2 separate regions of the Mus musculus genome follow, and region 2 is linked to region 1. A link is a loop called in an ENCODE intact Hi-C map of the cell type or tissue named here. Cell type or tissue: left cerebral cortex. All regions are shown on one strand. Links, peaks and the distances in the headings refer to the core of each region. The heading gives the core; the rest is flanking DNA.

The links. A loop is a pair of places that touch in the nucleus more often than their neighbours do. Peaks named below come from ENCODE experiments on the same cell type or tissue, not always from the same donor. Only the 100,000 strongest peaks of a DNase experiment are listed, where the experiment ranks them.
Region 2: it touches region 1 in a loop (4-fold over the local background); 3 of 42 quality-filtered maps call a loop at or near these places.

The regions. Positions count from the first base shown.
Region 1 is chr12:37,969,024-37,985,842 of GRCm38, reverse strand. It overlaps Dgkb (diacylglycerol kinase, beta), which reads right to left. Exons shown (of 26, transcript NM_001361686.1): 2 at 3,833-4,088. The coding sequence starts at 3,902. Among named protein-coding and RNA genes, the nearest start is that of Dgkb, 97 kb to the right of the region's middle. In left cerebral cortex, for the core only: no CTCF peak of the experiment used is centred there; DNase peaks (open chromatin) are centred at 4,759 and 7,132.
Region 2 is chr12:37,871,762-37,888,580 of GRCm38, reverse strand. Dgkb (diacylglycerol kinase, beta) reads right to left here and starts at 8,064. Exons shown (of 26, transcript NM_001361686.1): 1 at 7,627-8,064. In left cerebral cortex, for the core only: no CTCF peak of the experiment used is centred there; DNase peaks (open chromatin) are centred at 6,449, 7,017 and 7,826; H3K4me3 peaks cover 2,336 bases; H3K27ac peaks cover 2,592 bases.

The DNA of each region.
Region 1 (16,819 bases), core at 2,925-10,924:
ACTGAAACTAAGCCAAAATAAATATTTTCTTCATTAGCATGTTTGCTCAAACATTTTGTGAGAACAAGAAAATTCTTGTACAATTTCCAAGATTTCTACCACTAGCCAGTAAGTAAAGCAGGCACCTGCAGGGGCAGATTCCTGAGACAATGGACCTTGGAAGTGTCCTTTCATTTGTTGTCAGTTAAAACTTTATGTTACTAGCTGACCATGTCCAGAAGCCTTCCTGTTTATCACTTTAATCTCCATGATCTTAAATTGGGCATGCTCAGGAATGAATCGAGTTGTACACATAGACCCTTTGAATAAAAACTTCATGTTCCCTCTGTTTGAGGAAGTTATTGCTTAGGAAATGACTCACAAGCTGTCCTTGGCTACTTTAGGTAATGAATCTTTTCCCACTGTTTAATGTCTTTCCTGTGCTTATGTTGCTTTGTGCCTATGAAGATATGAACCCATCTCATTTAGTTGCAATATCACTACAAAGATCAAGATAAGACAGGGAGCTAATACTATCAAATATTAGTTTTAGGGCTGGGCATACACTTTAGTAGAACATTTTCCTGCTATACCACAATCCTTATGTTCTATCTCCAGTGTATCTTAAATTGTTCATGGCTGCATAGATCTATAATACTATCACTCTGGGGGTGGGGGCCAGAAGATCAGAAATTCAGGACTATTCTTGGCCATATCAGGAATATGAGGGCAGCCTGGGATGCATGAGATCTTGTCTCAAAATAATAATAATAATGGTTTGCTTATAAAGCTGAAGGCTTTTCACACTGAATCAGAATGCCTCTCTCTCAAGTGGAAGAAATTATACCCTGAATATGAGCATTAGGCACCTCAGTATGCAATTCACCATAATTTTGCAAGTATCTATATTCCCAGCTGCTAGAAATGGTATGAAATTTATGAATGTTTGGAAATGTTCCTCCCATAACACAGTAACTTTCAAAAATATTTCACATGCACTACAACACACTTTACACACTGCAAGCACAAGGCTAATCCCAAGTGACAGCATGCAGGCAGACAACGAACCATTTGAAAATATGATGTCTCATGTACTCAGAAGTCATTCCTACTCATGACAAATCTTAGAGTCTCTTAACCCTTTACTGTTCCCTGAAACCACAGCTGGAAGCACAAACCCACCAATAATGAGATAAGCTCAATTCTCCACACAGCAGGAGTGAGAACTTTCTATCTTGTAAAGACAGTTCGGATGACTTTATATAAAGTGTGGAGGCAGAAATTAGACTCCCTTTTCACATCTCAATGAAAATGCTTCCTATGGAGTGATTTAGTCTGCAACCCAAAACAGGAGCCTTGTCACAGCATGCTGCAGGCCGCCACAGCAGGCTTCACTTTAGCTATCCTCAGCATGTGAAGTAACAACACAGAAATAAAGCAGAAATATTAGTGGAAGCTTCTGCATTGTGAATATGCTCTAGTCTGGTATCAGGAAAAAGGACACTGACTCTCCATGCTCCCAAATGTGACACTCTTTTACTTGATTATTAACAATAAGTTCCCATGACCAGCACAACATATTTTCTCCCTCTCTCCCTCTCTCCATCTCCTCTCTCCCTCTCTCCATCTCCTCTCTCTCTCTCTCTCTCTCTCTCTCTCTCTCTCTCTCTGTCTCTCTCTCTCTCCTCTCTCTCATAATATAGCAATTGCAAATAGCGTTAGCAGTAGCAGCAGCTTTACAGACATTCTTTTTATTTCTCTAATATAGTTTATATAACGTGATCCTGGTAATAGTGAATAATTCTATTATTTCTATCATTTTATTGGAGCCAACTGTCGGGCTGAACTCAGGGAACCAGGTCGGGGAGAGCAGAAGGACTGGAGGAGTGGAGAGGAATTGGAAGAACAACATAGGCTGCCCTGACCACCCAGCTCTCTTAGAGACTATACCACCAACCAAGGAGTGTACATAAAGTGATCTTTGGCTCCAGATACATATGTAGCAGAGGAAGACTTTGCCTGACAGCAACAGAAGAGGAGGCCCTTGGTCCCAGGGAGGTTTGATGCCCCAGAGTAGGTGGATGCTGGAGCAATGGAGAGTGTGGGTGGGTGGGTGGGTGGGTGGGAGAGCACTTCCATACAGGCCAAAGGGAGTGGGGAGGGCAGATGTGGGATGGGGGGATAGCAGAGGGGAAGTGAGATATCATGGGATAGGGGGTTGAAAGAGGGGATAACCAGGAAGTGGGATATCACTTGAGATGTAAACAAATGGAATGAATAATATAAATAAAGGAAAAATTGAAACAAAAGAATTTACAGAGATGTTATAAAAGTTCCTCAGTATCAGATGTCGGATTGGGAATTCAGCGCACACCTTCAGGTATGCCGACTATACTACAGGGGGTGCTATCCCAGTTTCACACTATTCATCTCTTGTTCACTTTGAAAACAGCCAAGAGGTCTTGATAGGCATTGGAGTTAAGTGTCTATTGTAGTAATATGGGGAGAATTTATAATCAGGTAAGAAACAAGGAGATGATGTTTGTTGTATTCTCTAGGTATAAATTTGATTTAATTTTGCTTTGGGGGGTTTAATGAGATCATTCATTCTTCTCCACAGCCATACTCTACTACCCCATAGCACACAAAACATTATTTATTACTTGACATGCATGTTAAAAAAATTAACAATAGTTTAAGAACATATTAAAGACTACTCATTATGGCATTTAAAATAACAATTTGTTGAGGAAAGATTAAAAAACTAGATATTAAGAAATCTGTTTCAATATGGTACTTCCCTGATGGGCTATGGAAGAATGTCAATTTCTAATGTTGTATTATAAGATAAAGACTGTGATCTTTAAATGTCTAATAAGCTGATGGTATGTACTGATGTTGAGCAAAGTGTGCTACTTCTAATCATCACATCCGGAATATATTTTCAGTTACTCTTATTAATGAGAATTTATTACACAAGATTGCACTCTAATCACTTTTCCTCTTAATTAGCTGGGAAACTCCTGATAGAGTAATTAACATTTCTTTTGTTGTCTTAATGATATGAGAAAGGACAGAAAACTTGATGATCTTGAAATCTCAACTAGTTTTTATAGAGTTCAGAATTAATCATCAATTTGTCATCTCATAAAATTATAATAAATAAACCCTTACTGCACATATATTGAACCTTATGTTGAAATACTGTACTATGCAGTGAACTATCTTGGTTTATCATTTGAAGAGCTAATTAAACACCTGGTCTTAAATTCCTGGGATCTTCTCTTTCATTGGAATTTATGATTGAGATTAGGCACAACTGTGGAAGCGCAATGTGCCCACAATTCTTTCTCTTAGTCTTTTTGGAATGGATATGTTCACAAGCAAGGAAAAGAAAACAGCAACCAAAATAAAAAACCAATAATAATAACCTTACGTTTTTTTTTTTTTAGTTTACTCTTTTATTTCTTTTACCAGCAATGTTTACCAGGCTTAGTTTTATATTCCATATGCTAGGTTTTTTTAATCTGATACTTGATTTAATCGAACTTTTCATCTCTATCTGTATCTCTATCTCTATCTATCTATATCTATATCTATATCATATCTATATCATCTATATCCATATCTATCTATCTATCTGTCTGTCTGTCTGTCTGTCTGTCTATCTATCTGTCTATCTATCTATCTATATGCTAAAAGGCAATCTTAAAATGACCTATTTGTGAATACAAAGAGCATGCCTGCATCTGTTCCCAAGACAAACAGGGTCTGTGATCTATTCTTATAATGAATCATACATTATTTAACAAATACATAAAAAATAGACTATATCTTCCATATGAATACTCACACTCAGCATATTTCTGAAGTTGGGAAAATTCTGAGGGGCTGAGATGGGCCCATTTTTCCTGGTTTGTCATGGTGTAGGTGATGAGGTCCTTACACAGTGGATGAAGACTTTCTTTTCCAGGTCTTGGTCAAAGCTTTAAATTTAAAAGATTTTACAAGTTGTGTTTCATGATGAAATAGCTCTGGCTTCCAGAATACACACTCTTTCCAAATGAAATTGCTGTTGATCTTTGTAGTTTCAATAATTTGTTAAAACACTGTGAATAGAAAACATGAAGATCAAAAGATTAGTATTAATTCACAAAGAAAAATGGTAAGGATTAAAGGATAAGGGTAAAATGGTAAGCATTGTATCTCCTAAACAATACATTATGGGTTTATCTAAATCTGCATACTTTTCAATCTTTAATTACTTCTTCCTTCTTTAATGACATCCCATGTTCTTTCTCTAATACCAAGTCACATAAAATCGATGTAATAGAGAATACAAAATGTGCAGAACATTTTGTTTAATCAAAGTATGTTGATCAAAGTCCATTTATATGTGTTTAGTTTTAAAAGTCCATATTTCAAGGATAGACAAGAACATCGTTTTTAAATATCTAAGCAATAACACACACACACACACACACACACACACACACACAGACACACACACACACACACACAGAGACAAATAACTTGCTAAAAGCTAGATTTCTAATGGTGTTGCATGCAAGTCAATTAGGAGGGTTCTATAAAATTGCTACATAGTAATTAAATTGAAAATACTTTCAGTTTTATAACCTTAATTTTTTTTCAATAAATGTGCCAAATCAAGTATTTCCAAATGCCTGAAAGACTTCCTTAATGAGAGTACATGACTCTAGTGTGAATCACGTTTTAAAATAAATCCCCAAGTTGTCACTGGCTTAGATTCACTGGCAAATTTATAAAGAAAAAAAAAGTGAGCTCCATCTGGTTTCAGTGTTTTATCAGAGACTATAATCAATTGCTTAGTACTCAACCAGGCTGGCATTGGAATTGTTATAGAAATTAAAGTTGGTGAAAAATTACTTTGTCTCTAAAACTGCATATTAGAAAATGTATGACAATTGCCAGGCGTGGTGGTGCACCCCTTTAATCCCAGCACTCCGGAGGCAGAGGCAGGAAGATTTCTGAGTTCCAGGCCAGCCTGGTCTACAAAGTGAGTTCCAGGAAAGCCAGGGCTAGACAGACAAACCCTGTCTTGAAAAACCAAAAAACCAACCAACCAAACAAACAAACAAACAAAAAAACAACAAAAAAAGGAAATATATGACAAGAAAATATTTTTTATTAATTGATGAATGAAACTCATATGAATACAAATGCCCAAGCTATTTGAGATCAGTCAGGAGATATTAATGGATATATCTGTATCTCCATCAGTTCCCGCCTGCTGATTACATTATTAACACCAATTTCACCCTGATTCTGCTACTCTCCTGCTCCATGCACTCACATAAGGTGACTTACTCTGTCCTCTCTACCCAAAGGGGAGATAGATGATTCAGTTCCATTTGTCTCTTTAAGTGCTTCACAATGGGCTCCTTTTCAGGCTTTTAGATACTGAGTTCAGTAGTTGAAGGACAGGGTAAAAATGACTACAACTAAATCATTCCAGAAACACTTGGACACTTGTTCTCATCTGAGCCTGACTCACCTGTGTTCTTGTTGCTTCCATAAGTTAATGATGTCCCTTTATTAAATAATAAAATGTAAAAGACATACCAATGCTATCATACATCTGTACAGTTAATATACATTAATCTTTTTCTTAAAACAAATCACAGATAAAGTGGACAGATCACTATAATCACTGGATCTCGTGATGATAATTTACTAAAGCTTGGTGAATCCCTGAGTGTTACTCAATGAAGACATAGCAAAGAGCCAAAGACAGAGAAGATGGAAATAGTGCTGATGTTTAAAATATATCGGCTGTTGAAGAGAGTATACAGCATGCATCATCTGTATTATTCCACACAGTCTTCCCATTTTAGTTCTGGGAGACAGGCATTGACTCTAATAAGCTCTTTGACCTTGGATCTAGTGAGAAAACTGACACAGGGTATCTGGCATCCTGGAACATCATACAGTCTCTATCTCAAATCTCAGTCCATTCAGTCTCTACTAGCACCCTTGGTAGCAGAACTGCAGAGAGTGCACCTCCGTTTAAATGATTATTTTACCAGGCTTCCAGAAGAAAGAGTTGTCCAATTAAATGTAAGAAGGTAAGATTGAAGCATGCAATAATGGTTTGCTAGAATAAAAACCAGGTAAGTGTGCTTTTAAACCTTCTTATCGTTTTCCCTACCTGGTGACATGCTGGGTACAGGTAGAAGAGCTTCTTGTACTGTGGACATAAATGTTAGAAAGCAAGCTGTGGGCTTAGTAGAGCTCAGTAAATTAGTCTGTGAAAGGATGATAACCAATAGCAGAACAAATTCAAGCCTTCTCCTACTTTATGGGTAAAGTTTTATCAGAGCTAAGACATGTTCAATAGAGAAACTAGCAGGAGGCCTTTATTTTCCTTTAAAAATTGTTATGTTTAGTATCTAAAACACTGCAACAAACAATGAAGGACTGACCCAACATTGATGAAAAGCTCATTAATCTTACATAATAGAAAAATAGAAAAAAGAATGTGTTATATCATTGTCTTCATATAATTCCCTTTAAAATTGTGCCTAGCTGGATTTTCAGGCTTTCTCCTTTGCTTACCAAATTCCCCTGTTTTCCCTAGATGGTCAGGAACTAAAATGCTTTCAGAGGTCAGTCTGAAACTTTTCCAGAATTATGACTAACCAGTTATGATGAGTAATTAACATATAAAGCCTAATCCAACTCAAGTAGTCCTTAGTTCTTTTGTGAGGAGACACATATTAAGTAAACTAAGTTAAAAATTTGGTAGTAAATCATTTTATTCAAATAAATAGAGAATAGTGTTGTATGTTGATGGGCAATTTCAGAACCTGTGACCAACCATAGCCATACTGTGCAGATGGTACAAGCAACTCAGCTCACTGAAACTTTAGTTTCTTCATTTTAATTAGTGACGTGCAGGCAGGAAAATAGCATTTGCTTAAAATCTTTAACTAGGTGAACATTGGGCCTATGAAAAAAAAAGAAATCTAGCCTGTATAATTATCAGATCCAGAGACACAGCTATGCTTCAAGCCACAGAAGGTGTTGAAAATAACAGCAGCACTTTCTCACAGTCTCTGCCTCCTACAAATGGTTAGAAAGAAAGAACGTGACAGTATTCAATTGGGGATCCCCATGGTGTGTTCACAGATCTCCTGTTCCCCTGCAGAAGGTTTTCTTTAGGCACATGAAAGGAGTGCCAGGAGGGAACCACTGTGCTGGCTTTAGGAAAGCAGTCTAATTCTGGCTTTCTCATCTAGTCAACAGATGTGCCATTTTGCTTAGTTAGTGGCAGGAAATAATTACATTGGAGGATTTGAAAAAAACTATTTGGCCCATTGTACCTAAGCTAAAAACATTCTCCATATTACAGGAAGGACTAAATGTCCTTGTGAGAAAAAAAAATCAAGTAATATCCAGATAAAAAAATCTGCAGATTGTCAGCCACAGAAAAGGGTATTTTTTTTTAAAATAGTGACATGAAGTCAGCATGTCTTAACTCCAGTCGCTGAATAAAAAATAGTGAATATTAACACATACTGGAGAATTTAAGAAAAACATGCTTAGAAATTCAAAGTGTTACGATGACAGAAAATATTGCCAGAACCTCAAGAACCACAAATGCTTTGTTTGAAGAGCAGGGGCAAAAGGAAAGGAAATAATAGGAATGAGTAATGGTGCAGGAGCAGGTAATCCTGTAGGTTGCTCGGTGAAATTATAATCAGGTCAAATAGGGTGCCAATTCTATAATTTGTAAGTCTTTATTCATTTAACTAGATATGACACTTGAACTTTCAGATTTCTTTGTTTCCAATAATTTTTATTCACTTCACATGCTGATTACAGCCCTCCCCCACCTCCTCTCTTCCCAGTCCTACCCTTATAAATCCCTTCCCTCATTGCTTCTCTCAACCTCCTTAAGGGAGAGGAGCCCAACTTGGTTACTACATCATCCCAGGAGAACTAGGCAAATCCTCTCTCAGTGAGGACTAAATCTGCAGATATCAGAAGAGAGAAAGATTTCCCATGCTTTTGGGCCTATAGGATTAACATAGTGAAAATGGCCATCTTTCTCAAAGCAAACTGCAATGCCTCTACATATCAAATGCAATTCCCATAAAAATCCCAACACAATTCATTACAGAGCTTGAAAGAGCAACTTTCAACTTCGTATTGAAAAACAAAAAACCAAGGATACCTGAACAACAAAAGAACTTCTGGAGGTACCATCATCCCTGAGCTCAAGCTGTTCTACAAAACAATAGTAAAAAAACGCATGGTTGCTGGGCAGTGGTGGCCCATGCCTGTAATTCCAGCACTTGGGAGGCAGAGGCAGGCACATTTCTGAGTTCGAGGCCAGCCTGGTCTACAGAGTTAGTTCCAGGACAGCCAGGACGGCACAGAGAAATCCTGTCTCAAAAAAAAAAAAAAAAAAAAAAAAAAAAAACAACCAAAACAAACAAACAAACAAACAAACAAAAAACAAAAAACAAAAACCTGCATGGTATTGGTAAGAAACAGACAGGTTGATAAATGAAATTGAAGTTCTTGTCATATAGGTCTTTCAGTTGCTTGGGTAGAGTTACACCAAGATATTTCATATTATTCTTGGCCGTTGTAAAGGGTTCATATTATACTTGGCTGTTGTAAAGTGTGTTGTTTCCCTAATTCTTTCTTGACCCATTTATAATTTTTATAAAGGAGGGCTACATATTTTTTATTTAGTTAATTTTGAATTCACTCACTTTTGCTGAAGATGTTTATCAGCTGTAGGACGATTTCTCTGGTAGAAATTTAGGGGTTGCTTATGTATATTATCATATCAGCCATAATTTGCAATACTTTGACTTCTTTCTTCTCAATTTGTGTGCCCTTAATCCTTTAGTTGTCTTATTGCTCTAGCTAGAACTCCAAGTACTGTGTTGAATAGCTAGGGAGAAGGTTGAAAGTTTTGTCTTGACCCCGATTTTGCTTTATGTTTCTCTCCATTTAATTTGATGTAATAAATAATACAGTACAGTACAGTAATACTGGCTTACTGTATGGTGTTTTTATTATGTTGAGTATGTGCCTTCTATCCCTGATCTCTCTAAGACTTTTAACATGAAGGGGCACTGGACTTTGTCAAAGGCTTTCCCAGCATCTAATGAGATGACCATGTGATAAATCAAAGACGCTGAAATAAATCCACCCATCTATAGACACTTAATTTTTGTCAAACAAGGCAAAACCATATAATTGATAAAAGAAAGTATCTTCAAAAAATGGTGCTGGTTTAACTGGAACTCCAAAATTTCTTTAGGTGAACGATGTAATTTAGGTAATGCCGCTGCATAAATTAAAGATTAGAAACTATGGGAGGGAAAGAGGAAGGAGAGGGAAAAAACAAAGCAAGATAAAGTATGGAAAAAGACAGGATAGAAGTCCACATAGTCCGAAAAATGATTAGAAATATGTAACAGTCAGGGGTAGGGAATTGAGGAGAGCCACTAGAAAGTCCCAGATACCAGAAAAGCAATTGGTTCCCAGGACCCATTGAGATGACATTAGCAGAAATACCCAACAAAGGGAAATAGACCCTTCTGTAGATAGACGCTGCCCCAGTTGAGGGATGGGGCCACCCACCAATCTCAAAAATTTTAGCCCAGAATTGTTCCCATTTACAGGAAACATAAGGACAAAAATTGGAACAGAGCCTGAAGGAAAGTCATCCAGAGACCACCCAACCTAGGGACCCATCCCATCTGCAGATATCGAACCCCAGCACTATTGCTGATGTCAAGAAGTGCTTGCTGACTGGAGGTTGGTATAGATGTCCCCTGAGAGGCTCTGCCAGCACCTGACCAATACAGATGCAGATACTCAGAGCTAAGCACAAGACTGAGCCCAGGAACTCAATGGAAGAGTTAGGGAAAGGACTCAAGGAGCTGAAGAGGTTTGTAACCCATAGGGAGAACAGCAGTATCAACTAAACAGATTCTCCCATAGCTCCTAGGGACTAAACAAACCAAAAAGTATACAAGGATGGGTTAATGGCTCCAGTTACATATGTTGCAGAGGATTGCTGTATCTGGCATCAATGGAACTGGATGAGCATGGTCCCGTGGAGTCTTGATGCCCTCAGAGTAGGGGAATGCTAGAGCAGTGAGGCGAGAGTGGATGGGTGGGTGGAGGAGCACCCTTTTAGAGGCAAAAGAGAGGGGAGATGGGACTGGGGGAGTTGAAGTTGTGGAGGGGAGAACTGGAAGGGGGACAATATTTGAAGTGTAAATAAATAAAATAAATTTAAAATAAATAAAAAAAGAAACTATGATAAGTTACATTTTTAAAAACAGGCAATACTACTCTACATAGAAGTAAAAATAAGGTTTGATCCACTTTGGAATATTCCAAAAGCAACAAAAAAACACAGTTCTTTAAATTAAATGGTAAAAGTTAACTATTCACAAATGAGAATGTGCTGGCTATTCACTTCAGCATGAGACAAACTAGATTCAGTGGAGATGAAGAAGCCTTGATTGGAAAGAAATATTTCTCCGTTAGAGAAAGGACAAAAGGATTGGAGGGAGTTTACAACGCCATAGGAAGAACAATAATATCGACCAAGAAGACACCCCAGAACTCCCAGGGACTGAACCACCAATCAAAGAGTACACATGGAATGACCTCTGGCTCCAGCCACATATGGAGCAGAGGATGTTCTTGTCTGGCATCAATGAGAGGAGAGGTCCTTGGTCCAGTTAAGGCTCGATGCCCCAGTGACAAACACAACTAAATGTAAAATAAATCTCTTAAACTAAGATGAATTTTTGAAATACAATTTAATAGATGATAAATCATTTATACCTTGCTCAGTATACAGAATGTTTGAAGATGAAAACTTTGTCTTCAAACTTGGCTATTTGCCTCCAAATGTTGCAATCAGCTGAAGTCCTCTACTGTCTGATTTTCTTTGGAATCCAACTTGGATTGTTCAGATAGTGGTCAATAAGAAAAGATAATGATGTGCTACTTATGTCCAGGGGTAATTCCAGAGGATGCCACACAGATTCCACAGCTCTGCATCAGTTTGGTTAAGTTTTTTCAGATCAGTTTTGTACTCTGAGGTTACTCCTACCAATGCTGCAAATTTTCATCAATCCCCTTGCCCCCATCTCTCCCTTCTCTCTCCTCTTCATTTCTTTTCCCTCTCTTATATATGTTTTTATTTTTATAAAGTCTCTCTCTCCTTCTCTCTCTCTCTCTCTCTCTCTCTCTCTCTCTCTCTCTCTCTCTCTCTCTCTCACACACACACACACACACACACACACACACATACAGAGTGAAGTTTAGTCCTATTCATTTCCTATTTACTTTGTCTTATACTCCTGCTTTGCCATTTAAACCTTGTTTTTACTGATATACACAACCCATAAACATACATTGCCATATCTTTCTTCTTCTGTATGACCCACTGAATTTAATTTAGTGGTTGCATAAGCACACATAAGTTATTTATTGTAGCATTTATTGATAACTTCTCAGTGACTAGACTACTGAAGAAACGACAATAGTTCCTTTAGCCACTAAAGTATTTATAGCCAGTCTGGTTTTTTTTTGTCTAGTCAATAAAGCAATAGTTGTATAATCTCCCCTGGGACCTAGGATCTAAAGTGTGCCCTTGGTTCTTGATCAAAATTACTTACAAATTAGACATAAGTTTTACCCCATGGTGCAAGCCACAAATCCAATCATAAAGTGGTTGATTAACTTATTCATACCACCTTTAAACCAATGGTCATCCCATGCCAGTGTGGTAGTCTACAGCTGTAGAGCGTGGGAAGGTAATATAGAGCAATAGGAGGACTTATGAAAAATGCTAATAGTATATAAGTTTATTAAAATAAGCAGAAATAGCCTACGTGGTGAACAGGGATGGGGTAGATTAATGCTTCTCTCAGAAGCAATGGGTTTCTAAACAAAAAAATATATCCCTGTGACAGAAGTGAGGTAACTTCTTGTGAGTTTCCAGAGGCCTCTAAACAATGCTGGGTATTACCATTGCATTTGGTTGCCCACCAGAACTTGATGGTTAGATACTATTGCAAAAAACAAAAACAACAACAAAAAACAAAACAAAAAACAAAACAAACCAAAACCAAAACAAAACAAAAAACACTGCTTTGTTTATAATAAATGGAGAAATAGAGCTGGACCTGAACTTTTGTCACAAGTGTCAAATGTGATGATAATCAGAAACAGGTCTGACTTTCTGCCTTGCTTTCTTCTCGTTGTTACCTTTAATAGGAATATATCCCTTCAAGCATACCATTCTTAATTCTACCTCCGTATTTCCTGGCAAAAGATCCCAGTACAAAGCAGATGGCACACTTACATTGAGTAATTAAGAGTTTAATGACAAGATTATTTAGGAAGTATTGACTGAGCTTAGGAAAGCTAATAAAACATGGTGGGGTGCCCTATATTGGCAAGAGCTAGAAACATACTGACTCTGCACCCAAAGGAATGACAATCTATAACAGCCATGTACAGTTGGTTTAAATGTTTATCTCCTCTAAGCATGTAAAAAATACCATTGTCATTACAGTAGTACAATTGGGTAGGATTTGAGGGCAATGATTAGACTACATGAGTTCCTTTATTCTGGGTATATTAATACCTTTATGAAAGGGCAAGTATGATTTTCTTTGGCCTCTTTGTCAAATACCTATAACCCTGAGAAGACTTGACAAGAAGATCTATGACATGTACAGCATGAATTTCTGTTTTTTAAAAATATTTTATCAATTTTTTTTACATAAGGGTGGGGATGGGGGCTATAAATGAATGGTCACACTCATGCATGTTATGACAAATATGTAGAAGCTAGAATGTAATGTTCAATGATCAGCTATGCCATCCCACCACGTGTGTTTCAGAGATGAAACTCAAGTTATATAACTTGATGACCAGTGTCTTTAGCGTCTGAACTATCTGAGCAACACTGCAGTGGGTTATTTCATCCCATAATAGTGTAAAAAAATAAATTTCTGCTTATTTTAAATTATCCATTTTCAGAGATGCTTTTATAGCTGTATACAATGGACTGAGGGTAGAAGTCACAATTTTTCTAAAGTTACTGCACAATTAAATAAAATGTTGGTTGAAGAGTCTAATTGACCTACATATTTGTCAATGGTGACCTTGGCAATAATAATTTGTTTAAAGCCAGGCAAGCAAGACTGCAAAGGGTTGCATGAACAGAACTGAGTTTAAGTGGAAGAGTAAAAAATGTCATCAACTCTTAAAGTACAAAGTACAGGAACTTATATGAGAAATGTAGGGACAGAAGGATAGAGAAAGCAGATAACTTTTAAATGGTTAATTTTTATACCAAAGCATTGACAGCACAAATAATGTATACTATTTCCATTTTGAATCAGATGACCCTATGTTGTCATTTTCTGAGCCATGATTGTCCAATTCATAAGGCAAATCACTTAGCCTATCTCAGCCTCAGGAAAAGCGGCCAACCACGACCCACCTCGCAGAAGTGTTAGCACTTACTGCTGTTATATGTACCTAATACATGACAAATGAGTTCTCAAGGAAGGCAATTATTTTATTGCTTTTATTTGTTTATATATACATGTCAGATACAGGATGTAGTATTGAATTTGAATATATTTATACCATATATCCTAGGGGTAAAAGACTGAAAATCTGCAAATCTTTTATAAGATTATGTGGGTGGCATAATAAAAGAACCATAATTGAGTTATTTTGAGAGTTTGCTGACACACAAAAAAGGACTAAAAGAAAAATATCGAGGGAAATCTGCAAATATGCTGAACGGAAATTTAAGTTCTTCATTGTAAACAGTTTTGAAGGCAGAGTTTCTAATTTAGATTGTTATCTTGTTTTATTCTGTGAAATTTTTTCTTTCAGCTAATCTTAAATTCCATTTCATATAACTTACAACTTTAAGAATATATTTTAGATAAGATATGAGCATGCTGAGTAAAAATGAGGGTACTTGTATAATTATAGAACATTTCTCAACATGAATTCCAAAGCATAATGTAGTCTGGCAGATTCTATGTTCCCGAGAATTGAAATAAGTAAAACAACAAGCCCTTCTGAAGGGAAGTTTCTCTGGGAGTCCCAGGCCAGGGACAGGACAGTGAAGGTTCTGCTGCCAAGGTAGGAACTTGGATCCCAGGAAGATGTGCTAATTGTGTTCCAACAGCTTATTTCACAGAAAAACTGGCATATACATATTTCCTGACTGTGATTTCTTTTTTTTTTCTGTAAAACTTTAATGCTTCTATAGCAAAGACAAAAATCTAAGAACAGTTTTTCTTATAAGTTATGCCAAGACTATAAGGAAATCCATTTTTTTATTAGTTTCTGTTTCTTCAATTCTTTTAAATCACAAGGACGCCCAAGCATGTGACCAGCAACAGAATGGACAAAATATTATTTTTCATCATGAATCATCATGAATGTCCTCTGGATTCTTTTTATATCTGTTAAAAGGATGGTGGGCTCTTGACCCTGTGGACTTCTTAAATAACAGCCAATAGCAGAAGTGATAGATATGATTTTATTATCTAAATATATGAATGTTAAACTTCTATGTTTCTGTCTTGAGCTCTTCTTCTTAAGAGCGAGCCAGAAATCTCATATCCCCTTATGGGAAGAGGCTACTTGGTGCTGAGTACAAAGACTCACACTGGGACTAGGAGGGAAATATTTCTCCTGTCTCGTTTTATTGTTTTAACCAGGTTTGTAATTCGCAACTGTGGATCCCTAAAAAGCAGAGAGAGAGAGAGAGAGAGAGAGAGAGAGAGAGAGAGAGAGAGAGAGAGAGAATAGGAGTTAAACATAACTCACAGCTAAGGAAAAATTTCTAAACCTAGAAAAGCAGAAAGTCTATTTCGTCAGTCTTTTTTTTTAAATAAAATTTCACAAATATAAATAAAACTTGAATGTAGAAAGGGAAATCCAAAAGGATAAAGGGCAGCTCTCACCACCATGCTCAGGATGAAACATGAAGGAAGATACAACACAAGGTTTCTCTATTTGCCTGACCTGAACCTCGACACCAGAAATTGTATTTCTCAAAACATAATCAGTAAATGCTGTTAGGTTTATTCAGGTAACATTCAATTATCAGCTAATGAAAGTAGAAACACTAAAATTAATTCCCAGGAACTAATCCAGAAGAATCTAGAATATAATACATATTCAGACCTTTTGCTGAATACATGTGCACTTACACAATTTGATTATACAATATAGTTCTATTGATTAAAAAATAGGAAATCTTAAGCATTCTCCGAAAATTGGTGACTACTGGCAAGAAAATAATACCTTTCAAATCTTTAATTCCTTGAAAGTAGTCTATTTTAAGGCTGTTATTTAACTTCAAGACAGTGTAAACACTGTGAGGAAAATCAGCACCGAAAGACACCAGAGACCTTTCTATCAGGCAATAATCAATGCATGGTCTGAAAAGCAGATACCATTTGTAGTAAATCCACAGTATAAAAATAGAAATGTCTTCAATCCAACAAAAACAAATGGATGAGAGTAATACAAAGTCCACAGATATGGGTTGAATAGAGCTTTAGTTTTTCTAAAACATCACTGCCTTGAGCATGCCTGCTTCACACACATAAAAACATACATCTGATCAACACATACAATGTTGTTTTAGTCAGTGCTTTGAGTAGTAAAAATAAAACGCTACCTTTTAGTCCTTATGTAAATATTAGCTTTTTATTACCCAGCAATGAAACATAATGATGCTTTAGCCATAAACATAAGTTTTTAAGAAATTATCTTCAGAGTCTTTTAGATTATGATTGTTATTATCTAAGTGCTTTTAAAATGGTGACTGAGATAAATTTCACACTGCAATCTAAAGTCTATACAGAAAACCGCTGTCTCTGCTCCTCTACCATGACACGTTAACACATTCTTAACACATTTTCCTCCAACCTTAGTAATAGTGTCTGTTACTTCACTATTCACTTTTTTAACTTGATGTGTGTGTGTGTGTGTGTGTGTGTCTGTGTGTGTGTGTGTGTGTGCACGTGCGCACATGTCTTTTCATGTGCACATGTATGCATGTATGTGTATGTATGAATGTGTGTTTGTGATGGTTCACTTGTGCCATAGCCCTGATAGGGACATCAGGGGAAAATTCGTGGAAGTCATTTCTATTTTTCACCATGTAGGTCCTGAGGATCAAACTCAGGTCATCAGGATTGGAAACAAGTCATTTCCCAGTGAGCCTGAGTGACATAATATAAATATAAAATATAAATCAGTATATGAGATTTCCATATCTACTTTTGTCTAGTTTTTTCTTTTTGATTTCCAAGAGAACAGCATTCAATCTGCAGAATTATTCAACTATAATCTCTAAATAGATAAGTATAGGATATTTTAGTATGGTAACTGTGGATTTAAAATTGCCTAATGCTGTTACGTAAAATTTAAGGCTTTTATATCTGACTCACATCTTCAGTGGAAGAACCATAAATCATGAGGTTTTCAACTGGGCAATTGTGGCCCATGCCTTTAATCTCTTCAGCAAATACACATGTATCCCTCAGTTCAAGGACAGCTTAGTCTATTTGATCCTGGACAGCCAAGGCCATATACATTAAGGTAGTATTGAACTCTCCATCAAAAAGAAGTGAGGCTCTCATGCCTTCCATACATCCATACTCACTAGAAAAGATAGCTGAACTAAAGTAAGTACCAGATTGATAGGGTGTGAAGAAACTCTATGACACTGATGTGTCCAGAGTCAATAGCCTGAAAAGAT
Region 2 (16,819 bases), core at 4,721-12,720, 99 kb after region 1:
ACTAATCAATATAGACCAAAACAGAATGCTATCTGATATACTCAGTGTACAGCATGAGTGTGTTTTCAGAATGTTAGAAAGAAAAATGAAAGAGCTCTCATCGTAGTTTTAGAATGGTGTGACAAATTATGATTTCTGAGGTTTGTGTGTTCCAAAGACTTCCAGTGTCTTTACCCCTTGGGGCGAAGTTTATAATGCATTTCTGATTTACTGCGTTATCAGTAACCTCTTTTTAAATATTTCAAGAAAATCATTTTGAGTAAAATAATAATGAAGACAGTATAGAAAGAAAATGTAAGATGGTAAATAACTTTGCAAGTATCACTAATTTAATTAATATAAAGAAAAATAAGGGCTGTATACATTTAGAGTCCCTTTAGGACATTTTTTCTTAATACATCTGAAACAAGATTCCAAGTCACGTGGGACTAGAAATAGCTAATGTGATTCACCCTTCTGTCTGTGGTCTCTCTCTCTCTCTCTCTCTCTCTCTCTCTCACTCTCTCTTTCTCTCATATCTGTACAAATGTGTATAAGCGGGGCATTTGTATATGTGTGAGTGGATGTGTGTGTGCCATGTGCGGTATAATTGTAGAGGGTATATGCTTGTACATGCGTATGGATGTGTGCATATTTGTGTGGGGGTGGAGGCTAGAAGTTGACTTCCAGTGTCTTACTGTATAGCTTACCATTACTTATTTGTCTGTTTGTTTATTTGTTTGTCTACTGAATCCAGAGTTAACGGATTCAGCTAGACTGGCTGACCAGTGAGTTCCTGGAGGACAGTGAGTTCTTAGAGACAGGAGGATCCCTGTCTCTGCCACTCACAGCACTGGAGTTACAAAGGCAAAGCATCATGCTTTGGTCCATGTGGGTACTGAAGATGGAAGGGAAAGACTTTGAGCTCACAAAACCCTTTCCTCTTGGATGCTCCCCTCTGTACTACCCCATATATTTTGCATATTTATTATGAGACGTTCTAAAGTCTCAACATAAACACTTAAAGCAAATATTTATATGTAGTGGGTTTTATTTTTATCTTGGTTATTTTAAAAGAAATCTGAGCCACATTTAAATATTAGACTGATGTTTAATATAACATTAAGTATTGAGTCCAGGCAGGCATTTTGAACAGAGTCAGAAATGTTAAACTCTATTTCACAATTTGTAAGAAATAAATGAAAAGAAATTCAAATTAGCATATTTGCATATTGAGCAGTTTTATGTGAGGTTGATTTTTTCCAAACCATTATCTATATTTCTATCTCATCATGAACAATCAAAATGTGGAATTATCTAAAGGCAAAGAAAATAAATTATAAACCAAGGACCAGCTGCTTTGCTAGGGGAACATCATACTGTGATTACTCATTTAATGAAACTCTAAAGACATTTTAAATAGCTAACACACTTCTCTTCCGACCTGTCCTCCTACTGATTAAAATTCGTATGTGGTAACTGATTTATGGGCATTAGAGAGAAGAATAGTGTAGAATGATTTGACCTCAGAAGGAACTATGAAACAAGCCTCCCACTTGAAAAGCCATGTGCTAGGTCCAATTCACGTAGTCATGGGTTTAAATATGTAAAGAAAAAAATAGAATTTAAATTATCACAAGAACTAAATGCACTTCTCTGGAAGACAGATTGAAGACTGATTTTCCCTTTATTAACCATGGTTTAATTCTCTGGTGGTAATGTTGAATGCAAAGTTCTGCTGACAGACATGAACAGCATGTTCATGGGTTATGTATGGTTAGATTAAAACTGTCTACAAAGTTTTTCTCCAGTAAATCTAAGACATAAAACAATCTTGAGGGGCTGGTGAGATGGCTCAGTGGGTAAGAGCACCCGACTGCTCTTCCAAAGGTCCGGAGTTCAAATCCCAGCAACCACATGGTGGCTCACAACCATCCATAACAAGATCTGATGCCCTCTTCTGGTGTGTCTGAAGACAGCTAGAGTGTACTTACATATAATAAATAAATAAATCTTAAAAAAAAAAAACAATCTTGAAGCTTTGTTTCAGGCCAGGGATGTACCTTAGACAATAGAGTGCTTGCTTACTTTGCTAGAAGTCCTGGTTGATTTTGAGCTCCACATATACCAGATGTGGTACACAACACAATGTCAGCATTAGAAAGTGAAGTAAGAAATATCAGACATTTCATGTTGCCTTCAGCTACGTCATGAATTGGAGACCAACTTGCACTATTTGACAACTTGTCTCCAAATAAATGAAGTGTTTTCAACTTCATGCTACTAACAAAGGACAGAGCTCCTTTGATGTCATTATTCCAGCATTTGGTTTTATTTTCTGTCCAAAGATAAATTAATATTTCAACCCCCCAAATTAGATGTCAAAAATAATTTTAATTTGTGATTTGAAGATAATATATTAATTTATCATATTATATCTATCCCATAAACATAATAAGAAATCTAAAATACCCAGGAATTAGGAGCTTCCTAAGTGGAGACCTGAAACATAGATAGAGATTTCCACACCTAACTCAAAAAACATGCAAAGTCAAAACACAGCTATACAGAGAATACCATGTAAACTAACCTTCACGCTATTTCTACAAATTGGGCATAAGAAATTAATTTTGTGCTTTGATGCAAGTCCCATCCACCAAGATATTTTATCAATGCAGAGAAATATCTCTCCCAGAATATGAAGTACACTTTAAGTCCCAAGAATTTAGCATAATAGATTCACAACCCAAACTACAGAGGGAACTAAATGTGGTTTAAATGATTTTATCGTGTTTTTATGTCTTCCTTATCCCAGTTATTTGTCTGCCTCTGACCTTATATTGAAATATGACTTTTCTGATTTATTGAGGATATTAGTTTTACCCATTATACAAGTGGGTTTCCCTATTATTCAAGGTGCTGAATTCAGTTGATTATATCAAGTTCTTATTAAGCTCCAAAACTGTGTCCTGTAAAGCAGTACAATTCTGAAAATAAACAAGTAGTCTTAGCTTCTGTCTTCAGTGAAGAAACCAAATAATTTCTGCCTTTATTGACAAGCACAAATTAGAGTAACCCCACAGACTGTAAAGCCAGTGGTTAGAATCCAGACAGAATCCACAGTGTTTCTCATGTTAAAGTAGAAATTTAAAATATTAAGATGCACCTTGAAGTGAAACATTTCAGTGTGCAGAAAAACCAAGAAGAGTTTGTTTGCCTAGAAATAAACTACAGACAGAGGAGGAAATGTAAGCAGAAACAATGGAGGTGAGAATAGTGTATATTCTCAGGGTTATAATAAGACCAGGGCTTATTAGTAAGTTTGCAGCTTCTTGTTTAAAAGTATGACTTGCAGAGCCAGACAGTCTGGATTCAAGACTCACATTTATATCTACCAACTTGTAACTGTGGTAAAAGTTACTTGACCCTTCTTCATTTATATTCTTCAGTTTGCTCCTTTATATAATGGGAAGGAAGAATATGGGTAGGATTGTCAAGATAAGGTTATAGTGAGAATTACATGTATGATGCTTGTAAAAGCACTGTCATGTAGGGCACAGTGCATAAAAGCCACTGCCATTGTATTTAAGTTATTAGTGGCTGTTTAAAAGTCAACTCTCAACACAGTTTCCACTCCCAACAAGACATGTTACAAATGACAAGAGTCAGGACCAAAGGGATGTTTGCATCCCACTATCACACACATACACTCATGTTTCCCAGTCACAAACACACACACACACACACACACACACACACACACACACACATGAGAATAGTGCTAGAGAATGAACCCTGTTTATAGAGCACTCTTCTCTATTTTCTGATATTTGAGTCTATATTTGCTTTTACTCCTTGCATTTAGTATGATTGGCAGCTGGCAGTCAAAATTGACCAAGTCAAGGACACTGTGCTTTAAATTTACCATGCAATGCAAACTTCCTGTTAAAAGGCGAACCCTTCATTTCATGGCTCAGATAACCCATAAGGAAAAATAAAAGTCTGCTGTTTAAATTTAGCATGCTGAGAAAGACCAATCCTGGAATATGGTTTGGCTCTAAGCCTATAACATTTTCAGGGACTCTTACTTGTTTTCTCATCTGTGGGAAGAAGATAAGTGACAGTAGCCAGGTTACGCTCCTTCACATGTGACAGTTTACCCAAGGGAATCATTTTGGTTTTATCCTCATTAGGTAAAAGTGGCCTTTAGTTTCCTGGCAAATTTTTAGGAAATGATTATGCAAGAAGCAGAGGTATTCCATGTTGTCATCACTTCATCTTGTCACCTGGCCCGTCCACACAGTATTCTTTATCAGTTTCCTTTTTTTTTTTTTAATAAGGATTGCCCAAAGGGAACACTAATTAATTTTTATAACCAAACTTCATAGGCTATGTCTGAGTCTCTGCTCTATCCTTGACTTTGAAGTCTACCACAAATACATCCCAAAGAACTTTTATTTCCATGTCTCACGGGATAAAAGAGGTACCCACATTTATCCAGCAGCCGCCTATGGCCTATGGAGGAGTTCCCTCTTGGAACTTTCAGACCATTTTCTCCCGTATTAGCTCCTTCATCTTCTAATTCCTGGCACCCAGCCCAGTTTTGTTTCCACAGTTTGTAAAGCCAGAAATTGGAATGGTGACTATGCCAAGTTCAGACTTGGGGTCAAGTGAGATTCCAATTCTTGTGGTTTGAATCTTGAGTACAAAGAGAGCAAGGCAATCTCTCTTACCTAGCATGATTTCTCAAGTACCTCCAACTCTCAGCCCCTTCAAAAAGGATACACTGAAGCCAACTGCGTCACAGCACAATTCTTTCTTAATAGAACAGGTAGCAGTGTGACTAGGAGTGGGAGGCACACCATGGAGGTTATCACAGCCTACCATTGTCAACTCTATTACTTTCAATATATTCTTTTTTAATTCAACCCTGGGTTGGATTTTCTTTTACGTGGTAGAAAATATCTTCCTTCTATAGCTTCTACACCGTTGATAAAATAACTCATTCAAAATGCTTTACCCACAGAACTCTTATTTGAGGTTAAACTTCATGTCAGGGTTTCAGGAAAGAGAAAATCCTACAGGACTTGGAAAAGAATATCATCCCCAACTTTGCCTGAAGCTTCCCCTGGGCAGGTGCTCTTGGCTGGAGGTATTGCTTCTGTGGAGGTTCTGTAGCTGTCATGCATAGACAAGCACAGTTCTGATCCAGAAGCCATCCAGGAAAGGATAATGTTCAAATGGTTTCCCTTGCCTGTGTATAGCCCCAGTTGTTATTAGTAGGTAGATTTAGATTCAGGGACTAACTTTGAGATTTCTGACGACAAATATTTCTTTCTTTCAAAAGCATGCAAGGCAAAGTGTGAGTCACAAGCTTCTTGCCTCGGCCAGGCACGGTCGCAACAAATTTTGCTAATGGTTTAAAAATTAAAATAAGATCTCTACAAAGTACTTTTAACTATAATCTTCCCAGATACAATACTGTCCTCTTGCAGTATGAAAAAAAATTCTGAAGCATGGAGTAAGCACATGGCTATAACTTGGCTCCAATAAGCTTCTTTCTTGAAGAACTCTTGATAGATGGCTGTGGGATTCTTAGCCAGGTTTTTTTTCAATTAGCTGAATATCTGATTTCAAGTACTCAGTGTCTGTCGTCATAGTGTTATGGAAATGCTTGGAAACTCACCACCACATATTCTTACAGTAAGGATTTTCTCTCTCTCTCTCTCTCTCTCTCTCTCTCTCTCTCTCTCTCTCTGTGTGTGTGTGTGTGTCTCATTCTCTCTCTCTCATTCTCTCTCCCTCTTATTCTCCCATTCTCTCTCCCTCTCATTCTCTCTCTCTCTCTCTCTCTCTCTCTCTCTCTCTCTCTCTCTCTCTCCTCTCTCTCTCTTTATTGCTTTGTAAAACATTTACCCTGCATATGTAGAACCATGACAAGCATATTTCCTGGGTCATAAGCTACTCAGAGTTAAATTTAGAGATTATGCATGGAAGTTTTTGATAAACAGAATGGACCCCTAAATAGTTGAATATTGCAAGAGCAAAAATTGCCCAAACACTGAGTGAGCCTTTCTATTTAGAGAATTCGGAGATGAGTAGCTGACTAGTTAAAACAATTCTCATTACTCCTTGACCTGACTTATTTGTAATAAAGTAATAGATTGGATGATTTAGGGAAAGAGTCAGACAATTTTAAACTAAACTGGCAGGATAAATGCAGCCCTGGATTTCCTATTTTATCATAACAGCAGATTTCAGAATTACATCGCGTTTCACAATTACTAATTTTAGTATATTCTCTTTCTAATTTTTTAGACAGTGTCACACTCCATAATCTAGAAATACCTGTGTAACTTGGTCTGGCCTCAAATTCAACAGTTCTTCTGTTTTAGAGCTGGGTAGGAGAACAGGTGTAAGTCCTGTCTGGCCACAGACTTTACCTCAAAAGTTCAAAACCACTTTGACCTACGAAGCCCATGATAGTTTATATGCAGTTGTCTGTTGGAAGATTCTGGAGTCCTGGAGTCTGCTTTAGGTACCTTCCGCTGTAACTATAATATTTCTTGGAATAAAATACAGTGAAACCGTCATTTCTCCAGCAAGCCTTCAACTAAGTGGAAGATCTTTTCTAATTATGATATTCTTTTATTTCTCGTTTCTGTTGTGTTTTTCCTGTCATTAAAAAAAAAAAAAAGAAAATGTGTTGGGGGTTCGATTTTCCATAAGAGAAAAACTGGTCAGATAATCCCAACTGTTTTAAGTTAATTATTTCTACTTTCCTTTCAGAAAAGACCTTTAGGGTTCTGCCAAACTCCTTATTTATTCGCTAATTTGCTTTACAATAGGCTGGCCCATGCTGACCTATTTTTAAAAGAGTTGGTTATCTGCACTTTGAATAAACTGGCTGGAGTTGTTTTGGAAAGTTCTTTAGCCTTCGTTTTCTTCTGCCAGCGAACACAGCCCTGTTAAGTAGCTAAGTACAATGGCATCTTCATGTAAAATCGTCCCTTTCAAATCATAAGTATTTCAGATGATACTGGTTAGGAGCTGGAGACGATGGTAGCAGTAAGAACCTAGGAGGCTCTTCACCCCACCCACAGAGAACAACCTGAATGTTTAGCCAGATCATCCGTGTCGCCCAGACTGTCATTAAGCAGCTAGCTATAGATCTAGTTCATCTTTAGTTTTAATGTTATAAAAGTAAGGAAACGTCGTGCGTGTTTTGTTTGTTTGTTTATGTACAAATAGGAAATGAATCTAGAATGGAATTTAGGACAATCGGGGAATTTAAAAATCGAAGCCGGCTTCTTTGATTCCTCACCATCCGCCCCCACAAACCACCTTCCCTCTCATCCGTAACTTTCAGGAGGTCACACTCGCTCGCCAGTCTCATTGCCTGGAATCACAATAAATCGAGCACTTTCCCCAGACTTACTTAGCTAACATTAGGTTCTCTGCTGCAGATAACAGCAGGCGACCAATAACTAGCACAGAAATGAGGGACACAAAATGCTTTCAGATTTGCATGGGAAATCTGAAGCTCTGCTTTCCTAACTTTCCTCGCCATTTCTTCTCGGCTTCCCTTCCCCCGCACCACATACCCAGAGGCCACTCAAACTGCCAACCGTGCTGAGTTGAACTTACTGCAGCGTGATGCAGGCGAAGGCTAGGCGCATCTCTGAAGCGAGAGCGACAGCTTTTCCGGAGATGAACTGGGACCAGCCAGCTCTCAGGATCCTTTCCAATTCACACGCTCTCAGCTCAGTCAGAAGGCTCCCACACAGCCCGGCTTCCCCCAAGAGCAAAGCTTCAAGAACTCTGCTCAGAGCATCCTCCTCCCTGCTGCCACCCCCTTCCAGAACACACGGCCCGTTGGAACTAGTGACTGAAAGATGGAAGTCTTCTTCCAGGCGATGGCAGGGGCTGCCTGCAACCCACCACTCCCAGATCATTTGCAACTCAAAAACAGCGGAGGCTGAGAGCTGTAGGCTTCCGGAGCCTGAAAGTCAATTTTGGCTTCTTCTCTTCCCCACATCTCACTCCTCCCACTTCACCCTCCCCTGCCGAGGCCACCTCCAGTCCTCTGGTAGTCCGCACAGGCTAGGTATCGCTTAGGCTTCTTTCCTTATGCAAACCAATAAGCATTGGGAATGAAACTGAATTTGTCAGAGAGGAAATACCTGTTGTCCGTGCCTATTGCTCTTCTCTCATCTGTCATGGTCCAGGATTTGTGTGACAACGCGTTGATTCGGGAAGTGTGTGCAATTGTGTGTGTGTGTGTGTGTGTGTGTGTGTGTGTGTGTGTGTGTGTGTGTGTGGTGATGAGGCGGCGGCGGTCTGCTTGGCTGCAAGCTATAGCCCTGCTGCCTGGCTGCTGAGGCTGCTGTTGCTACTATAGCCCTTGGAACACAGGGGGAAATAAGACAGAGAGACAGGGCTTCCCAGCTGTTTAACTGCTGGCTGAGTTATGATCAGGCGGTTGGGGAGACAGTGCAGCCATCAGTAGCTGTTATTGAGACTTTGAGCTGTATTGTCTTCAGTTCCTATCACTTAGTGTACATTTGTCCCTCCACCAGAAATCTGATGCCGGACTACCCTCTCTTTATTACTAAATTATATTCTAACTGGCTACTCAGTCGCAGCCCACTCACCTCATCCATTTAATGCTCTCTCTTGCTTCATCCCTGCTTGGTTACTTAGAGCAGGTGACTGGATGGTGGATCTGATAAACTACAAAGGCAATGAACTGATGATGAAGAAGAAAACTGGTGTGTAGTTATAACTAATCAGGACACAGATAAAGATGGTTTTTGAGTCATGTGATAAAAGTAATGTATTGGATAATAAAAATATAACATCAATTTACATGATCCAATGTATGCAAAACCTGCTGGCAATTAAGGTGCAAGTTCACTTTCCTATAGTGAAGGTTACACTGATATGTGTGTTTTAATGGCTCTCAGTCTTTCTACAAAATATCATAGAGGTATGATTTCAACATATCAGCACCACGTTAGAACATCATCTGATCTAGCGATAGTTTATGTCCATGTTATAGTTCTGTAATAGAATGTAATGAGTAGCATAAGACACACTCACACACACACACACACACACACACACACACACACACACCAGTTCTCTTTCTCCCCCCTCACACACACACACACCTGTTCTCTCTTTTCCCTCCCTCCCTGCCTTTCTCTCTCTTTCTCTCTCTCACACACACACACACCTGTTCTCTCTCTCTCTCTCTCTCTCTCTCTCTCTCTCTCTCTCTCTCTCTCACACACACACACACACACACACACACACTGAACAGCTCTTCCACATTATTGTTAGTTTTCAGATTCTGAGCTAAAAATGACCTTAATTCTCTTCAATTTTATTTGTAATACATACAGTAACTATGCCTTTCTCTGAGCGTTTCTTATGTCTACCATATTTATAACCAATTACAGGGCTTATACAGTCATGGTTAAACAAGTTAGGAACACAAGAAAGTCAAACCCTAAAAACAACAAATTCAAAAGGAAGAAAAGAGAACCATTTCTTTATTTGTTTATATAAGGTGATCATAGCATTTAGGTAAACAAGGACTAATTAATGAACAAAGCATTTATCAATTATTTAATAGATATCAGTTTACCAAAAAATTTACTATAATCATAGTGACAAATAAACGATCAATATTTTAGTTTAAAATATATACTAAGATACAACTAAGAATATTTTTTCAGAATTTAGCTCCATTCCACTTCCTCATGCCCCTTTACTCTTTTTTTCCCATTTTTTTTTTAGATTTTTTTTCATTTACATTTCAAATGCTATCCCAAAAGTCCCCTATACCTTCACCCCGACCTGCTCCCCTACCCACTCACACCCACTTCTTGGCCCTGGCATTCTGCAGTACTGGGGCATAAAAGTTTGCAAGACCAAGGGGCCTCTCTTCTCAATGATGGCTGACTAGGCCATCTTCTGATACATATGCAGCTAGAGACACGAGCTCTGGGGTTTCAGATTAGTTCATATTGTTGTTCCACCTATAGAGTTGCAGACCCCTTCAGCTCCTTGAGTACTTTCTCCAACTTCTCCATTGGGGGCCCTGTGTTCCATCCAATAGATGACTGTGAGCATCCACTTCTGTATTTGCCAGGCACTGGCATAGCCTCACAAGAGACAGCTATATCAGGGTCCTTTCAGCAAAATCTTGCTGACATATGCAATAGTGTCTGCTTTGGTGGCTGATTATGGAATGGATCCCTGGGTGGGTTAGTCTCTGGATTGTCAATCCTTTCATCTTAGCTCCAAATTTTGACTCTAACTCCTTCCATAAGTATTTTGTTCCCTCTTCTAAGGAGGAATGAAGTATCCACACGTTGATCTTCCTTCTTCTTGATTTTCTTGTGTTTTGCAAATTGTATCTTGGGTATTCTAAGTTTCTGGGCTAATATCCACTTATCAGTGAGTACATATCTAATGACTTCTTTTGTGATTGGTTTACATCACTCAGGATGATATCCACCAGATATATCCATTTGCCAAAGAATTTCATAAATTCATTGTTTTTAATAGCTGAGTAGTACTCCATTGTGTAAATGTACCACATTTTCTGTATCCATTCCTCTGTTGAGAGACATCTGGGTTCTTTCCAGCTTCTGGCTATTTTAAATAAGGCTGCTATGAACATAGTGGAGCATGTGTCCTTATTACCAGTTGGAACAGCTTCTGGGTATATGCCCAGGAGAGGTACTGCTGGATCTTCCGGTAGTACTATGTCCAATTTTCTGAGGAACAGCCAGACTAATTTCCAGAGTGGCTGTACAAGCTTGCAATCCCACCAGCAATGGAGGCATGTTCCTCTTTCTCCACATTCTTGCCAGCATCTGCTGTCACCTAAATTTTTGACCTTAGCCATTCTGACTGGTGTGAGGTGAAATCTCAGGGTTGTTTGGATTTGCATTTCCCTGATGATTAAGGATGTTGAACATTTTTTTCAAGTGCTTCTCAGCCCTTCAGTATTCCTACATTGAGAATTCTTTGTTTAGCTCTCTACTCCATTTATTAATGGGGTTATTTGAATTTCTGGGATTCAGCTTCTTGAGCTCTTTGTATATATTGGATATTAGTCCCCTATCAGATTTAGGATTGGTAAAAATCCTTTCCCAATCTGTTGGTGGCCTTTTTGTCTTATTGACAGTATCTTTTGCCTTACAGAAGCTTTGCAATTTTATGAGGCCCCATTTGTTGACTCTTGATCTTACAGCACAAGCCATTATTTTTCTGTTCAGAAATTATTCCCCTATGTCCATATCTTCGAGGCTTTTCCCCACTGTCTTCCATTTCTCCTCTATAAATTTCAGTGTCTCTGGTTTTTTGTGGAGGTCTTTGATCCACTTAGACTTGAACTTTGTACAAGGAGATAAGACTGGATCAACTCGCATTCTTCTACATGATAACTGCCAGTTGTGCCAGCACCATTTGTTGAAAATGCTGTCTTTTTTTCCACTGGATACAACCAGGAATTTTAAGTACCAAAATATTTAATAAATCGTGTTACCGTATATTTTTGTCTTTCAATACTTTCTATCTCATTTTTCTTTTTTTTCTTTTTCTTTTTCTTTTTTTTATTTTGGCTAAGTAGCACATAGAAATGCAAATCACTAAAATTACAATGAGTAAATTCTGAAGTTTCATACTTTCAGGTAGTAGGTACAATGTTAGGAAGTAATTTCTACTTCAGAGAACCATGTTCTGATAAGAAAATATGTTTATATCCACTGAGCTTTGCTTTCATACTCACTCCATGAAATAACCTCAGCATCTGGAAGGTTCCCAGGTGGCCTTCCACCTCATGGTCTTATTGCACAAACCTCCAGGGGTCTGCCATTGTTTAGTGCTGTCAGAACTATTTAGCAAAGGGGATGTTTGTCTTCCATTTTACTCTTGCTTTGAAATCCAAAATGTAGGGAAAGCAATGGAGTGTGGGACGATGAAAGGCAGTCTGTTTTCTGGTTTAGCTAGGTTTAAACTCCGGAGACACAGGAGATTAATCTACAAGGGACAGAAGGCCTATTTGCCATGCTCCTAGATATTGCCTCCCGACACGAGGTCCCAGGTCCATAATTCTGTGGCCATCAGTCACATAAGCTGTCCAGACTCCACCCCCACAGTTACCTGGCAACAACTAGGTAGCCCAGCCCACTACTAAAGGGCCTGCTTGGCCCCTTCTCTCTCTTGTCTCTTGGTATTTCTCTTAAGCTCTTGTTCTCTTAATCCCACCTCTCACTCTCCTTCCCCTAATCCCTTCTTCTCTCTCTCAATGTGGTCATGGCTGGCTTCTACTTCTCTATCTTTTCTCTTTCTTTCTGTTTTCTACAATAAAGCTCTAAACCATGGACAACCTCCTTTTATTTAGACTTACCATTCTGGAGCGATGAATAGGCCTTCCCCTAAAGAGCTGCATCTAATCTTCCACCAGACTGGACCAAGGGCTCTTGCCCACCCAGGAACCACCTAGAGCCTTCTCCTCTGCCTCCTTTTTTCTCTTCAGCCCCAGGGCAGAACAAACTGCCCCCAAGGGCCCCCACTTTGTTCTCAGCTCTTCCTCGACATCCAGCGGTGTCTGGGGTGTCTAAGACTGAGAGCCCGTGTCTCTGGCCTCTCTGAGGACTAGAGACCCCAGAGCAGGCTCTTCTGCAGTACCCAGAGGTCTGTGGTGCTCTAGAGTCAGAGCTGAGACTGCGCCTTCCCCACCCTCCAGAGCAGGGTCCAGCAGCCTAACATGGTCCAATGCCTGTCCAGCGTCAATCCTTCGGCAGTCTTCCGTGACTGCCTGTCTAGGACGCAGGTCTCTCCTACCTTTTTATTTCCCTACACCTGATGCTCGACAATGGAGCATTCTTTAAAAAGAGTGATGTATTAGATAGTTTTAATACTAGCATCTACACTTGCTCAAAACAGAAGTGACTCAAGATATTGAAATAATAGTAACAACTATTGTACTCTATTTAAGCACTTTAAAAAATGCTGACAATATTGCTGAGATTTACCAAAACAAACAAACAAACAAACAAAATAAACAAACAAAAACACCATCTCTTCTGACAAAATGATCAAGCTTGGCAATGGAGAAGGAAAATCTTCAGCTGAGGACAAATGACAGATGCTCAATCCTCCCTCTTACAACTACAGGATTTTCCATTTCTTAAGGAAATTTGTAGAAGACTACTTCTCGGGATTCTCTTTCTTTCTGTAACATGTTCCTGCGATTGGATTTAAAGAAACATTGAAATTAATATCTTTACAAACTAAAATGGTGAGAAAAAAATAAAACTGCCTTGGAAATACTCATTTGTAAAAAATATAGATATACAGTACATCAAAACACCTGAGTTTGGGGGATGTCTGTGTGTGTGTGTGTGTGTGTGTGTGTGTGTGTGTGTGCGCGCGTGCGCGTGCACATACGCATATATAGATATGTACACATGAAGGTGGAGGCCAGGGTCAGCATTGAGTATCTTTCTCCATCACTCTAGACTTTGTTCTTTGAAGTTGGTTGTTCAAGAGCCTAGAATTCATTGGTTTGCATTGTCCTTGCCGCAATGTCCTGAGGATCTTCCTGTCTCTGGGATTATAGGCATGAACCTCACATTCCTAAATATGTCTAAATGTTTATAGCACTGTTTTTCACAGTCAGAAGATTATGAATAAATAAAGCAAAGGAGTGAATACAATAAGTTATGACTTCAAGATGCAGGTGTTTTGACTCTTCCTGGTTTTAGTTTGCTATTGGGTACATGTAACATTATAATTATGTAACTCTCTTGGCATGATCCACAGACCTTAGTTATCCATTCACATTTATCACTCACAATTTGAACAGTACAGCATAACTAACTTCGCCACCCCCTCCCCCAGAACTATTCAACATTGGGTTTCTAGACTCCAAATACAATTAATAAATTCTCAAGAATCTCATTTGCAGAACCACAAAGAACGAACATCAAGATATTCCTAGTCCTAAGAAGCCTGTTGTTATGTTCCCTTTGCCAACTCCTTTCCAAAGCTTTGGCCATTCTTGAGATTATTGAACTAAGAAAGGCTTAAGAAAAGTAATTCCTTACAAACTCTGGATATGGCTGCATTCTTAAAATCATAACAGTTTTAATTCAGCTATTATCACTATCAATAATGTAATTCTCTCTTTCTTCCTTTCTTTCTTCCTTTCTTTCTTCCTTTCTTTCTTCCTTTCTTTCTTTCTTTCTTTCTTTCTTTCTTTCTTTCTTTCTTTCTTTCTTTCTTTCTTACTGGACATTTTCTTTATTTACATTTCAAATGTTTTCCTGTTTCCAGGTCTCCCCTCCCGAAACCCCCATCCCATCCTTCCTCCCCCTCCTTCCATGAGGGTGCTCCCAACCCACCCACCCACTCCTGTCTTCCCACCCTGGCATTCCAGACACTGGAGCCTTGAAAACCCTCAGACCCAAGGGCCACTCCTCTCAATAATGTAATTCTTAACCCAAACACAATCCTGCTTACATAATCATGTATCGTGTTACTTGTTTAAAAAGGTCGGTACATTTCTTTTTCTTCATCATTGCAAACTGATATTCAGAAATTGCATGCCATGATAATTTTATGCACTAGTATCCATGACTATCATCATCAAAAAAAAACAAAATCAAAACCAAAATATGAAACATTTCGTTTTGTTATAAAATCAGATTTTAAAGACTATAGACTCCATAAACATATGTATTCTTACATTCAACTTTGAATGTTCTAAAGTTCAGAAAAAAAATCAAATTCTTCAAATTCCTAGGATCTTGATTGAATTCTTATTAATTTTGACTTGAGTTATGAGAAGAACTATTTTCTAAACTAAACATTTCCTTGAGGTTTTTTTTTTTTTTTTTTTTTTTTTTTGGTTTCAAAGCTATGAATACTGTATGTAGGTTGGAAGGTTAGAAGGGATACAGAAAAGATATAATTCTCTTGTGTTCTCTTTAAAAATAACAACCTTCAGATATTAGATTTGAATGGGCCCTAGAAGTCATCTAATTTGATTCTAGTCTTTTACAGCAGAGGAAGGCAACAACGCAGATCACTAATGCTTACTGCTCGGAAGTCTTCCCAGGGTGCTTTCTGTCTCACACAAACAGACGCTTCAAGTCCCGACTAGGTCAAGGAGATGTGGCCTTTGGAAAATTGCCTTTTCCTATTTTGTCTTATTCACTTATAAACAGAATAACTACAGTATGTACCTGATAAAACAGTGGCTGAGGAAATCAAGAAATACAGTACCTGAAGATGATATCATGTATATATACAAACACACACACACACACACATACACACACACACACACACACACACACACACACACACACACGCGCGCGCGCGCGCGCGCACACACACGTAATGTGGTTTTTATGACTAGTGTATAATCTCTCATTCAAAACATAAAATCTAAGGTGAAAACTTTGAGTACCTAGTTCACAATTAATTTTAATTTACGATTTATAAATGAATTTATAAGTGAATAGAGATAGGAGAATCTAAATGATTCATTTACGGACAAAAAGCATAATTTTAAAATCAGAGACATAAAGAATTCTGTCCTATATTTCAAAGAAGGTAATTTGTGTTGTAAAGTTACCTGAGCAAGCGATAATCAATAACACAAGTTAATGAAGTTATTTAGTTCAAATTTTATAAGGTACACACAATATGAGAAACCCTAAGCTAGGTAATTAAGGAGCTGCAGGAAAAGCAGCAAAGGAGGATTCAGAACATGAAGTAAGAAATCTATGACAGAGAAATTATAATTCTGCAGTTGAACTTTTATGTGGGAAATTAGCAGACGGCAATATGGTCTAGTCATTTATTTGGCTGTCTCCAGGATGGATGTAGAGCACAAAACAATTGATTTAACAGTGGACGTCAACATAGAGTCCCTGGAAATGCCATATTTTATATTCCAAGCCATTACTTTATTATTGAGGTCACTAGTTGACCAAAAGAAGGGACATACATATTCTGAAGTGACTGTCTTCATTGTTTTCTTAGAAACCAGAACAGCAACTCATTCCTTGAAGGATTCCTGCTACTTTGGACAACACTGTGTTTTTTTATGATTCTTTATAAGGCTTACATAAATATGTTCACATTGCTTCACTGCTCAATATAGCACATTATTTAGATTTTCAATTGCATTGATATAGAACAGAACCAAATATGAATTTTAAATGTCATGTTTATAAAAGAACAGATTGTTTCTGATTAATAAATACCTGCCTTAATATACCATCTATAAATTTAAAATAAACACATTAGTCTTAAGATATTTAAATGATTACATCTGATTAAGAATGAATATAGTTTAAAGAAGAATGCTTTAAGAGGAAATGGAGATTTTTTTTTTTGAGTTTGTAGCTTGAACAGCATTTTGTTCTTTTACAGTGATTTAATTTTTTTATTGAGCTAAAATAAAGATTCCTTTAACTTCAAGAAAAATAGATAACCTTAAAGGAAGAGCCAGAAAATCTGTAATGGGGCTGATAGCCACAAGCAATATGCACTAAAAACAGGTAGGCAAGCAGAAGGTAGGTTTAATAGCACATTGTTGCAAAGGTAGCTACAGCATGCTTGTGAAAATTTCATAATGGAATTTATTATCATTATCCTCACTGTTGAAAATCAGCCATCTGCATCATGTTTGTCCTTGAAGGTACTTGCAGAAAACAGAAGGCATTTCTTCAATTAACCTGCTCAGCCTCTACTGGCTAGGAGATAAATATGGATATTAAGATAAGAAAATGTGTTTGCTAAAGGA